Regions from separate parts of the Homo sapiens genome. Here region 2 is linked to region 1. Evidence: chromatin contacts called from ENCODE Hi-C data. All regions are on one chromosome and are shown on one strand. Each heading gives the region's core, a stretch centred on a gene start or an enhancer-like site at or near the end of the contact. The rest is flanking DNA. Distances are from core to core; before and after follow the strand shown.

The links. A loop is a pair of places that touch in the nucleus more often than their neighbours do. Pooled maps may share reads with other maps.
Region 2: a map of HepG2 shows a loop between it and region 1 (25-fold over the local background). The contact joins the promoter of RSU1 here to the promoter of PRPF18 in region 1. A Hi-C loop is called at or near these places in 3 of 168 maps with a recorded cell type or tissue (CD8-positive, alpha-beta T cell, HepG2 and naive thymus-derived CD4-positive, alpha-beta T cell) and 5 of 50 pooled maps.

What each region holds. Positions count from the first base shown.
Region 1 is chr10:13,583,193-13,588,255 of GRCh38, reverse strand. It overlaps PRPF18 (pre-mRNA processing factor 18), which reads right to left and starts at 1,291. Exons shown (of 10, transcript NM_003675.4): 1 at 1,104-1,291. The coding sequence starts at 1,169. RefSeq lists enhancers at 226-821, 997-1,336.
Region 2 is chr10:16,815,568-16,821,102 of GRCh38, reverse strand. RSU1 (Ras suppressor protein 1) reads left to right here and starts at 3,679. Exons shown (of 9, transcript NM_012425.4): 1 at 3,679-3,788; 2 at 4,019-4,130. The coding sequence starts at 4,022. It overlaps LOC105376435 (a long non-coding RNA gene), which reads right to left and starts at 3,404. Exons shown (of 3, transcript XR_930708.3): 1 at 3,347-3,404; 2 at 2,361-2,422; 3 at 1-275. RefSeq lists enhancers at 3,061-3,110, 3,141-3,230, 3,261-3,370, 4,041-4,200.

The DNA.
Region 1 (5,063 bases), core at 42-2,541:
TTGGTGTTTTTAGTAGAGACGGGGTTTCACCATGTTTGCCAGGCTGGTCTCGAACTCCTGACCTCAGGTGATCTGCCCACCAAAGTGTGGGGATTACAGGTGTGAGCCACCGCGCCCGGCGGCCCTTCCTCCATGTTTCAGTTGGGCACAAACCCTTCGTAAGGCGACAGAAGGGAACTCTCAGGAGCACTGGGGCACGTCCGCAGAATGCCAACAGGTAGGAGCGGGGATAGGGGGCAGTTAGGTAAACTGGAGGGAAACAGGGTCAGTCGGGGGAAAACAAACAAAGCCTCGGGTTTTCCTGCAATTCCCACACCTGCATCCCTAAGGCTCCCAAGTGGTTACCGGAAAGAAGGCCGTGAGTGTAAGTTGCCCGGGTCCTTGGCGTTTTGAACAAAGAATTGGACAAAACGCACAAAAAAAGTAACAAAACACAGGAATGAAGCAGCAAAAGTAGGGACTTATGAACGCGAGAAAGCACTCCACAGGGTGTGAGTGGGCCCGAGCAAGCGGCTCGAGGCCCCGGTTACAAAGTTTTCCGGGTTTTAGGTACTCCTTCTGAGGTCCCTATCAGCTACCCCGTATCTGGATGAAGGGTTCGGTCTGTGGCTAAAGACTGAGGTGAACTGGCGCCCTATGCAGATGAAGGGATGGCCCGTGATTGGCCCACGGCCAATGCAGGGCACGTTCCCTTCCCATCTGAGAGGTGGTGGAAAGGCAGGGATGCGGGGAGAGCCGCAGCCTGAAGCCTTTGCTACTCGGTGGTGGGAAGATGAGGATTTTTCTTTTGGTTTGGCTTTTGGACGTGGGCGTTAATTGGCCTCAGGTTCCCGCCCCCAGACCCAGGTGTTTTCCTTTTGATCCAGCTTTGGGAAGTCAGCACGAATTGTACTCAAGTTCCCTGCTCTCAGACCCTATTCTCCAGCCTCAACAGTGAGACGCCAAGGGTTGGATCTAAGGGGGCCTACCAGGGGTAGTGGCAGGACACTCGCTAAGCCCCGTCCCCGCCCCGAATCCTCTGAGTATCGTCACCCTCACCCCAAAACCCCGACACACATACTCTCACTCTTACATCCCGACCCCCACGACCGCAGGGTCCTCACCACCAGCAGGTTCCTGTCCTCCACCAGCTGCCGCTTCCGAAGGATCTCTGATTTCAGAATGTCCATCTCGCCGCCAGAATTTAAGCTCCAGTTTCCCGCTCCAGCTCCTCGAACCCAGCCTCACTGGGCCGGCGGCCGCGAACCCACTGAGTATACGGAACAACAAGCCCAAACACCTGAGAACAACTGACAGGAGCCGCTTCCGGCGGAAGCTGGGATGAGAGAGATGAGGGAAGAGAGTGGCCCGGGGCGCCTGTGGTGGCCAAAGCAGCTGTGCGTGAGTGCCCACTGGCGGCGCCCTCCGGCAGCGCGCCTGTAGTTTCCCCTCGTAGGGAGGTTTACGTGAACGTGGACGGAAACCCGGGTCTTTGTAGTACTCTCTGCACCTGCTAGTTGAGTTCCAAAAGCCTCTCGAAGAACACCTCAATAATGCCAGTTAAATCAAGATCTTTATTAACTGGAAATTTACATTAGGGTTTCTGAAGTTACTTGCTTGCAAAATTTGCAAAAGGATGAGAAAAATCTAAACAATAATACTAACTTGTAACAATAGAGTGAAAGGGCTGTCTGTTCATTACTAGCCTGTTAAATTTCCTGTGAACTTAAACGACTACAACCATTTAAAGCAGTTTGGAAGTCAATTTATCTTCACTCCCTCTGTTTTAGATTGCTTACCAATCTTGGTGATAATTGAACATTTACCTCAAGCTAACTAATCATTTTTTGGTCATGTGTTCAGCAATCAAGATTTTTCAGTGACATGATTGGAGATGTAATCAGAAATTCCTTTTTTTTTTTTAAATCCAACCCAAGGGAAAAAAAGTTAAATTGAAGAGAAAAATTATGTCAGAGATTTTTTAAGTCCCTAACATTTGTTTACAGTGGACTTATTTTTTTCATGTCATTGAAGCACGTTTAAAAATTGTTTTTGTGAAATCATAATTGAACAATATTTGACATTTCGTTTTTCTTACTCAAAAAAGGTAAGAAATATCATTTTGTTGAGTCAGCTGATAATGGGTAAAATGCTTTACAAAACAAAAAAATGAACAATTGAATTATTTCAATTTAGAAAGTCTTTTGTGGGGGGTGATACTTCATCTAAAAGATATCTGAGGCCAGACGGGGTGGCTCACCCCTGTAATCCCAGAACTTTGGGAGGCCGAGGTGGACAGATCACCTGAGGTCAGGAGTTCAAGACCAGCCTGGCCAGCATGGTGAAATCCCGTCTCTACTAAAAATACAAAAATTAGCCAGGCGTGGTGGCAGGTGCCTATAGTCCTAGCTACTCAGGAGGCTGAGACAGGAGAATTGCTTGAATCCGGGAGATGGAGGTTGCAGTGAGCCGGGATCATGCCACTGCAGTCCAGCCTGGGTGATAGAGCAAGACTTTGTCTCAAAAACAAAACAAAATAAAATAAAATATACCTGACTTTTGCCAGAAATAAGCCAACACAGGAAAATGTCCTTGAACTAAATATGGCAACACTCTTGCATGAATATGGGTTTCCCTCACTAATCAATGAGCAAATAATAATTTATTAGCATTTTCCTGATTTAGGGATTAGGGATTGTTAGACACAAAAAAAACCTGAAGGGTTAAGACAGATGACAGTAACAGCAATGGAAGTTTACAGAGAACACAACGGCTGGCTACCTGGGAAACTGTCAGTGTAAACCAGAGAAGTTACTAGCTACAGTTAACAGCCTCCCCTTACATTTTAGACTTTCATTGATTTCTACGTTTATGTAAACATGTGCACTGAATCCTGATTAAGGCCTGAGATCAAAGAGTGATAGAGAGAAATACTTGAACAAGCAACTGACAAGCAAGCTTTTCCATTCAAAAGGAAGGAAAAAAGATATCCAGGAGCTTTTAGAAATACTTAAAAGAGGCCGGGCACAGTGGCTCACGCCTACAATCCGAGCACTTTGGGAGGCCAAGGCAGGCGGATCAGCTGAGGTCAGGAGTTTGAGACCAGCCTGGCCAACATGGTGAAACCCTGTCTCTACTACAAAAATAGCCGGGCTTGGTGGCACACACCTGTAGTCCCAGCTATTCAGGAGGCTGAGGCAGGAGAATCGCTTTAACCCGGGAGGCGGAGGTTGCAGTGAGCCAAGATCGCGCCACTGCACTCCAGCCTGGGTGACAGGGCAAGACTCTGTCTCAAAAAAAAAAAAAAAAAAAAAAAAGAAAAGAAAAGAAACACTTAAAAGAACAAATCGCCGTGACCCTAAGAGAGACCATATTCATTTAAAAAAACATGCATCCCATTTCATCACAATCATTATTTAAAAAGTGAAATATTGGGACTGGGTACAGAGGCTCACACTTGTAATCCCAGCACTTTGGGAAGCCAAGGCAGGAAGATCACTTGAACCCAGGAGTTCAAGGCTGCAGTGAGCATTGATCGCACCACTGCACTCCAGCCTGAGTGGCAGAGTAAGACACTGTCTCTAAAACAAAAATAAATAAATGAGAGATAAAAATGAAAAATTGGAAACAACCCAAGTGTTCTAAATGGAGGAATAGTTAAATAAAATATAGTTTATACACACAACCAAATAACATGGCATCATTAAAAACCATGTTTTTAAAAATTCAATGGTATGGGAATGCTCATGATACAATGTTCGGTCCAAAAGTAGCATAATGAAACTTTATAGCATATAGTCTCTGCTTTTTAACAAAAACATAGACATATGCTTCTTAACAAAAACATATAGACGTAATAAAACATTGATTGGAAGGAAACATACCAAAATATCAAGTTTTTATCTGGACAGTAGAACAATTGGGGATTCTTATTTTCTGCTTTTTACCACAATTTGGTACAAATCTCATAATATGGGGGGAAAATTCAGGTATCAGTCTTTTTCTGTTTAATTATTATTTAGACTATTTATAAATTTTCTAGCATGTCTATTTTAGACATTGTATATGATAAATTTTGAAGAGTATAAAAGAAAGCAAAGAATTAGATAAAGAATTTTTTAAATTTCCATAGTTATTCAATCTAATATTTAAATATCTTATATATGAGCTCTATACTACATTAGCTTCTGTGACCTAAACCAAAACATAGACCCTGCCCACAAAGAGATAGCCAGTTAGTTGGGGAATCAAGAAATAGACCTTAAAAAGTTAAATTTTGTAAGATTTAATAGTGTATATGTGGCTATAATTTCAGAAATTAAAAATCAGTCATCTTCTAAAAGAAAAAAGGGTAAAAATCAGTACAGGATTGATGAGATATTCCTCTGTAGAGGTAACTCATCCTAGGAAATTATTTGTCATTTCTGGAGACTGGAGGGAAATGCCAAATTGAATCAGGATCACCTGGATTTGTTTTGTGGCTGCCCTAAAAGATGGAATGTAACTTAAACAGCAAAGAAAAGCTCTATGATTCAATACAGTGGCTCTCAATCCTTAACATGCTTCAGGATAACCTGGAGGACTTTTTGAAACACAGACGGCTGGTCCCCAACCCCAGAAATTGTCTTTCCATAGGCTTGGGGTGGGACCCAAGATTTTGCTTTTTGAACAAACTCCCAAGGGAGATGGATGCTGTTGATCCAGGGACCTCATTTTGAGAACTGCCGACCTAATATATTATTTTGTCATCTCCTGCGGGGGAAAAAGTGCATTTGCAGTCTGAAATGCAGTCTGCACAAGTCTTCAGAATTGGAGCAGAGCGGGAAGGCTGGTCGGTGGTGTCTGCAGCACGGTCACAGGCACCTCAAAGGGCACCCGTCCACTCCCAGTAATGCTGCTTCTGGGAATTTCCTAATGGCAAGGGAGCAGGCTCCCTCCAGATCCAGCCACCTTTACAAAACTGCTTTGTAGGGTTAGACCACAGAGAATGACTTCTCCAATCTGGGACAATCAGAGTCCCTTCCCTAGAAAACTAAAACTGGAATGGAGTGGATCCTTCCAAGACTCAGGATATATAAAATGTG
Region 2 (5,535 bases), core at 2,430-4,929, 3.2 Mb before region 1:
CTACAACAATGGGCCAATTGTAACAGACGAAATGTGACAGATATAAGATCTTCCTCTTTTATCAAAAAATGAATTGCAAAAGTACAGAATACAGGGAAAGTTTAACAATAACATGAAATGACATAGTACTTTTCTGAAAGAAAGATTAACATGATGTCACTGTCAAAAAAATGATGCTTAGAGCATGGACTGCATCATTAGAGTAACGGTATCATTTCCACTCAGAAGGGCATGCTTTTCTAGGAGGCATATTGGAATATCTGGGAAGTGTGTACCTGAAATTGAGGAAAGCATAGTCAATATTATTATGTAATTTTAAAATTAAAAATACAGAAAAAAAGAGACAAAATGAAGCTTTACAAAATCTTCCAGGCTGGGCATCTAGGAAATAAGCAGTGATTTTTTAGTGGGTTAGGGATGGTCAGGCTTGGGAGCATGACATTTTCGTGTATAGCCAAGGGAAGTAGTTATTGAGTAATTCAGTTTTTGAGTAATTCAGCTGGAAGAAGGAGAAAAGAGTCAACTGTACTCTCATTCGTAAGACCCACCGTATATCCTCTGGTTCTGCTTTACATTTAATTCACTTGTTTCCAAATGTTTATTGAGCATCAGCTATGTGATACGTACTCAGCGCACTGAGGATAAAGCAGAGAACAAGACAGCCATACAAGACTATCAGCTGATGTCTCCCAGCTTCACAAAGCACACTTCCCAGCTCCATCTTGCTTGATTTCCTGAGCCAGTCCTGAGGCAAAAACCTTAATATTCTTATCTGGTGAAACATACATTGAGCCAACTTCCCAGATCTAGTGGCCAAGGGATAAGTTTCCTGATTCCAAATTGTGTCACCATGAAGTTTCACTGCTAGCAATCAGGACCCTGGACAGGCTAACCATCATCCTAGCAAATTAATCAAACCTGAGAAGGGGGTGTGGGAACCCTGATTTATAGCTGGTCAGTCAGAAGTGTAGGTGACAGTCAACCTAAAGTCTTGTGGAAATGAACCCTTAACTTGTGGGATTTGACTATAAGTTGAGGTAGACAGTGTCAGAATTAAGTTAAACTGTAAGACACCGAGCTGGTGTCTGCTGGAGAACTGTTTCATGTGTGGGGGATTCTCTGGTGTCAGAAGTGTTGAGCCAGTGGAGAGTAGCAAAAACAGTTTGGTTTTTCCTATCTCAAACAGGAGTGAAAACAAATTCCTATGAAACAGAAGTGAATGGAGGCATGCAGCTCAAAATAACTTCAAGAGAGACATGCAGGAGGGCTGGGACTCTCTGTTCCAGGTGTAACCTGGATGTGGGGCTGGCTGGTGCAGTGTGAGGGGCTAAAACCAAAGTCAGGGAGTTGCCCTAACTGGCACTCACAATCCACCATTTCCCTCCACCTGCAAAGGTAGCCGGGTGATGACCTGCAGGCATAATACTGGGTTCTTGCCTCTGAAGAAATTCGACTATCAGTCTAGGGATCTAGGAGGAAAACAATACAAACAAACAAGAGACCACTCCAGCTATCTAGAAAAACCAGTTCAGATCTTCACACTTGAACTCAAAAGAACAACCAAGAATCAATCACCAGAGAGGGGAAGAATCTTTCTTTTCTAGGGAAAAGACTAGATAAATACACGTAAGAATGGACCCTTGAAGAAACATAATTGAGTGAACAGAAGAGAGGTTTAAAAACTATTATCCTCGGTGATACCTGAGAAGAGAGTACATTCATGAAACAAATGCAGGGTGTTATTATAGGCCGGCAGTCCAATAGGACTGGTGTCCTTAGAAGAAGAGACACCAAGGGTGTGACTGCATAGAGAAAATGCCCTGGAGGGACACCAAGAGAAGACAGTCGTCCACGAGGCAGGGGAGAGGCCACAGGATAAATCAAATCTGCTGGCACCTTGATCTAGAACTTCCAGGATTGTGAGAAATTTCTGTTGTTTAAGCCATCCAGGCTGTGGTATATTGTTACGACAGCCCTAGCCGACTAACACAGGTACTGTATGTCTTCAGCCTACCTAGGCAAGATTCACTATTAGAAATTGATAGAATAAGAAAAATTCTGATTGCTTCAAAACAGGACTTTTGCTTTAAAAGAGTTAATGATTCAAGAAATAAATGTATTAGGAGATTACCTACTAATACGTATTGATGAAATTATGAAGTTAGAAAATCATCAGTGGATGCTAAAACTTGTGGGTAAAAATTAGATGAGGAATGGGGTGTAATCAAGTAGCACCTCCCCCCAGCATTATTTTTAATCATAAAGAAAAAAATAGTAACTTTATGGTGAAGAAACCTGGCAGACACTACCTTATTTAAGTGAACATCACCTATACTGGGAGAAACCGATGCCATCTGTACCTTGATATCATGCACTGGAAAAGACACATCGCTTTAGTGGTGTTTCTCCAAAAATTCATAACCTGAAAGGGAACATCAAACTTACTTTGAAGGATATTCCACACAATACCTGGTCTGTATTCTTAAATAATGTCTAGTTCAATAAACATAAAAGCCAAGGACGGTTCCAGATCAAAGAAGACTAATGGAGGAATAACTCTTTCATCTGGAATGTTTTTTAAGCAAGAAATACCTGCTTTCGAATTTAAGAGTGCAGATCCTTTTTTTATCCAATTGGTTCGGAGATATAATTACATTATTTTACCACATCTCCTTAAGGCTTTGATCCCTGCTACAATCTACAATATATAAATGCATATGTGTGGCATCCGTCTTATCATCAATTTAGGTGACCAGTAGAAGAAAAGTGCCTGGTGCCAATTTTTATTCCATAGTATAAAATAGTCTCTCAGGACAGGGTTTTTGGTGAGAGAAGCACAGGATGTTGCTGGGTGACTGAGACTGGGTCAGGAAATAGGGAGGCAGAGGGCAACAGTTTCTCTAGAATTTAAAATTTGGTTGCTTTTGGAAGAGAAAGCAAGAGATTCCTGGAAGCCAGAACGTCATGTTTCACAAATGTAAAAGTCCTAGTTGGGAAAGACACATCGCTTTAGTGGTGTTTTCAAATGACTTTTAAAATAGTAGGGTTTTACTTGTAGGTTCTAGCTACAAGTAAAAAGGCTAAAAGCCAGCCTTAGAAACCTGTCAAAAAAGATTTCCAGCAGGGCGCTGGGGAAACGCAGACCGCGCCGGAATCCCCGCCTGGAGAAGCTCTTAATAGGGCGGGAAACTGCGTGCCCCACAAGGTCCCTCAGAGGCACATTGTGGAGACGGGCTCAGGGTAGCAACTTCTGGCGAGTGGAGCGGCTATTACACAAGCGAAACATTCGGAAGCAATTTACTTCCAGCTTTCGCAACACCCACCCTGAGCCACCACCCTCCCTTACACAGTCACGCCACAAACTTCCCCACTTCCGCCCACAGCCCTCTGGGCTTCGACCCATCAACTGAGCTTGCGCCAAGTCTACTGCGCACGCGCCAACTTCGGCCCAATCAGCGTCCCAAACCGTGGGGTGGACGCCACCGGGATAAACTATCCTCAGCGTGGGGCGGGGTCTCGAAGCCGAATAACGAACGTGATTAGCCAGCCTCTTCCACAGACTTTTAAGGGCGGAGCCTGGCCCTGGAGACACGTCTGGAGAGCTGTTCTCCTAATATGGGTAGGGTCGGGCGTGGAGCTGGCAGCGGCGCTGTGTGCGCCTGCGCGGGGCGCCGAGACAGGGCGTGTTCGCTGTTCAGTGCCGGTGTTGCAGGGAGTGAGGGCAGCTGGAGTGCGTTCTGCCGAAGCTTGTGGTTGCACGCCCATCGTCTTAGGGGCTACCTTCCGTGGTGAGTGTGTGCGGTGTTGCACTTGGGGTTGCTTCTCGCTGCGTGGCCGCAGCGGGGCTGAACCCTTCCCACTCCATCCCCTCCCCGCACCCGGACCAGCCCCTGGGACGCCCTCGGACGCCCACCCGCTCCAACCCTGGGGAAGCCTCAGAGTGGCAGCGAAGGCCTCTTGCCTTTCCGCCTCTGCGCTTGCTGTCATCGCCCACGTGCTTTGTTGTTGTTCGGTGCAGACCATGTCCAAGTCTCTGAAGAAGTTGGTGGAGGAGAGCCGGGAGAAGAACCAGCCCGAGGTGGACATGAGTGACCGGGGCATCTCCAACATGCTGGATGTCAACGGCCTCTGTGAGTTCTCGGGCAGGACTCTCCCGTGGATGAGCTGGAAGGCTTTCTAAGTTTGCCAATTCACTGCTGGTCCTGCTGTGAGCGATTGTACTGGTTTAGACCCCAGCCCCTGCTTGTAAACCTCACTTGTCAGGGGCTTCGCGCAGAGGGTTTGCAGTAGGATTTGTTCTGTTCCACCTGGAAAACGATCCTGAGAGTCCACGATGAGAATCACACAGACAGCTGTGCCTCATCGGTTGTCTCTGCTGTATGGCATTGAGGTGGATTTTCCACAGTTTGCTTAATAGTCACTTTAATTATAAATTGAAAATTAATTTTGAGTCCTTCTTCCTGTCTCCTAATACAGTCTTTGTCCATGAACAAATGACACAGAAAAGTTCCATGGTTAATAAGCATTCTTGTGCCTGGAGCGTTTTAAGCATTTCTTGAATCTTTACATTCTTCTGAGTATTTATTCTCCGAACTTGGTTCAGGCTTTTGTCACCTCCTCATGCTGTGGTGAAATCCTCCTAACTTGCCCTCTTGCCTTCAGTTTCACTGCCCAGTTTAATCACTGGGTCACTTTCAGTGTCATTTTCCTGTAACCCCTGTCTATGGTGTTACCCTCTCCCTTAAAACCAGGGATTGCAGATTCACATGCCTCCAAGTGAGGGCGGTCAGGGGCGGTTATGAACTAGGTGATAGGTGTCCCACTTGAAGGGGCCAGCTGCTGCACCTGCTACTCAGACACATGTCACCATAGGAATGTTGGCCCAATGTGCCAGATTATTTTCTTAAAGGAACCAAGATTCTATATTTTTATGTGAAATTTGCTAATTTTTAGATGTTGGCTACTAATTCTAATATTTGAAAAACCTGTGATAAGTGAGCTAAAGCAGTTCTTCAGGCTGACGTGGCTTTGGTTTAAACCCTCTCCGCACTTCTCCAGGTTGTCCATTATCGACGGTAATGCTCCAGGTTTCTTGGCGTGATGTACAAGGCCTTTCTGAATCTGAACACAACCTTACCCTTCCATGCAGCTGGCATTCCAGCCATTCTGAACCTGTTGCCCTTCCTGGACCAGAGCCTACTCGTTCAGATCTTGGTGCCTTTACAAATTCTGTTTTCCCTCTTTCTCAGTCGTTTGCACCTGAAATCCTTTTACTTCTAAGAGTCAGCTTAGACATCACCACCTGTGTAAAACCTTATCCGTCTGCACCAGGCTAACATATCCCTTCCCTCCTCTGTGAAGGTGGTCGTGTGTATTGCTTTGTGACTCCTCTCACATAGGATTGTACTGATTTTTTTCTTTTTTAATCTAGAAGTCTCTCTTCTCTGCTGGGACATTGGGAAGACAAAAGCTGTGCAATATTCATGCTTGCATTTTTTTAATAATAGTGCCTGGAGCACAGTAGATGCTCAAAAA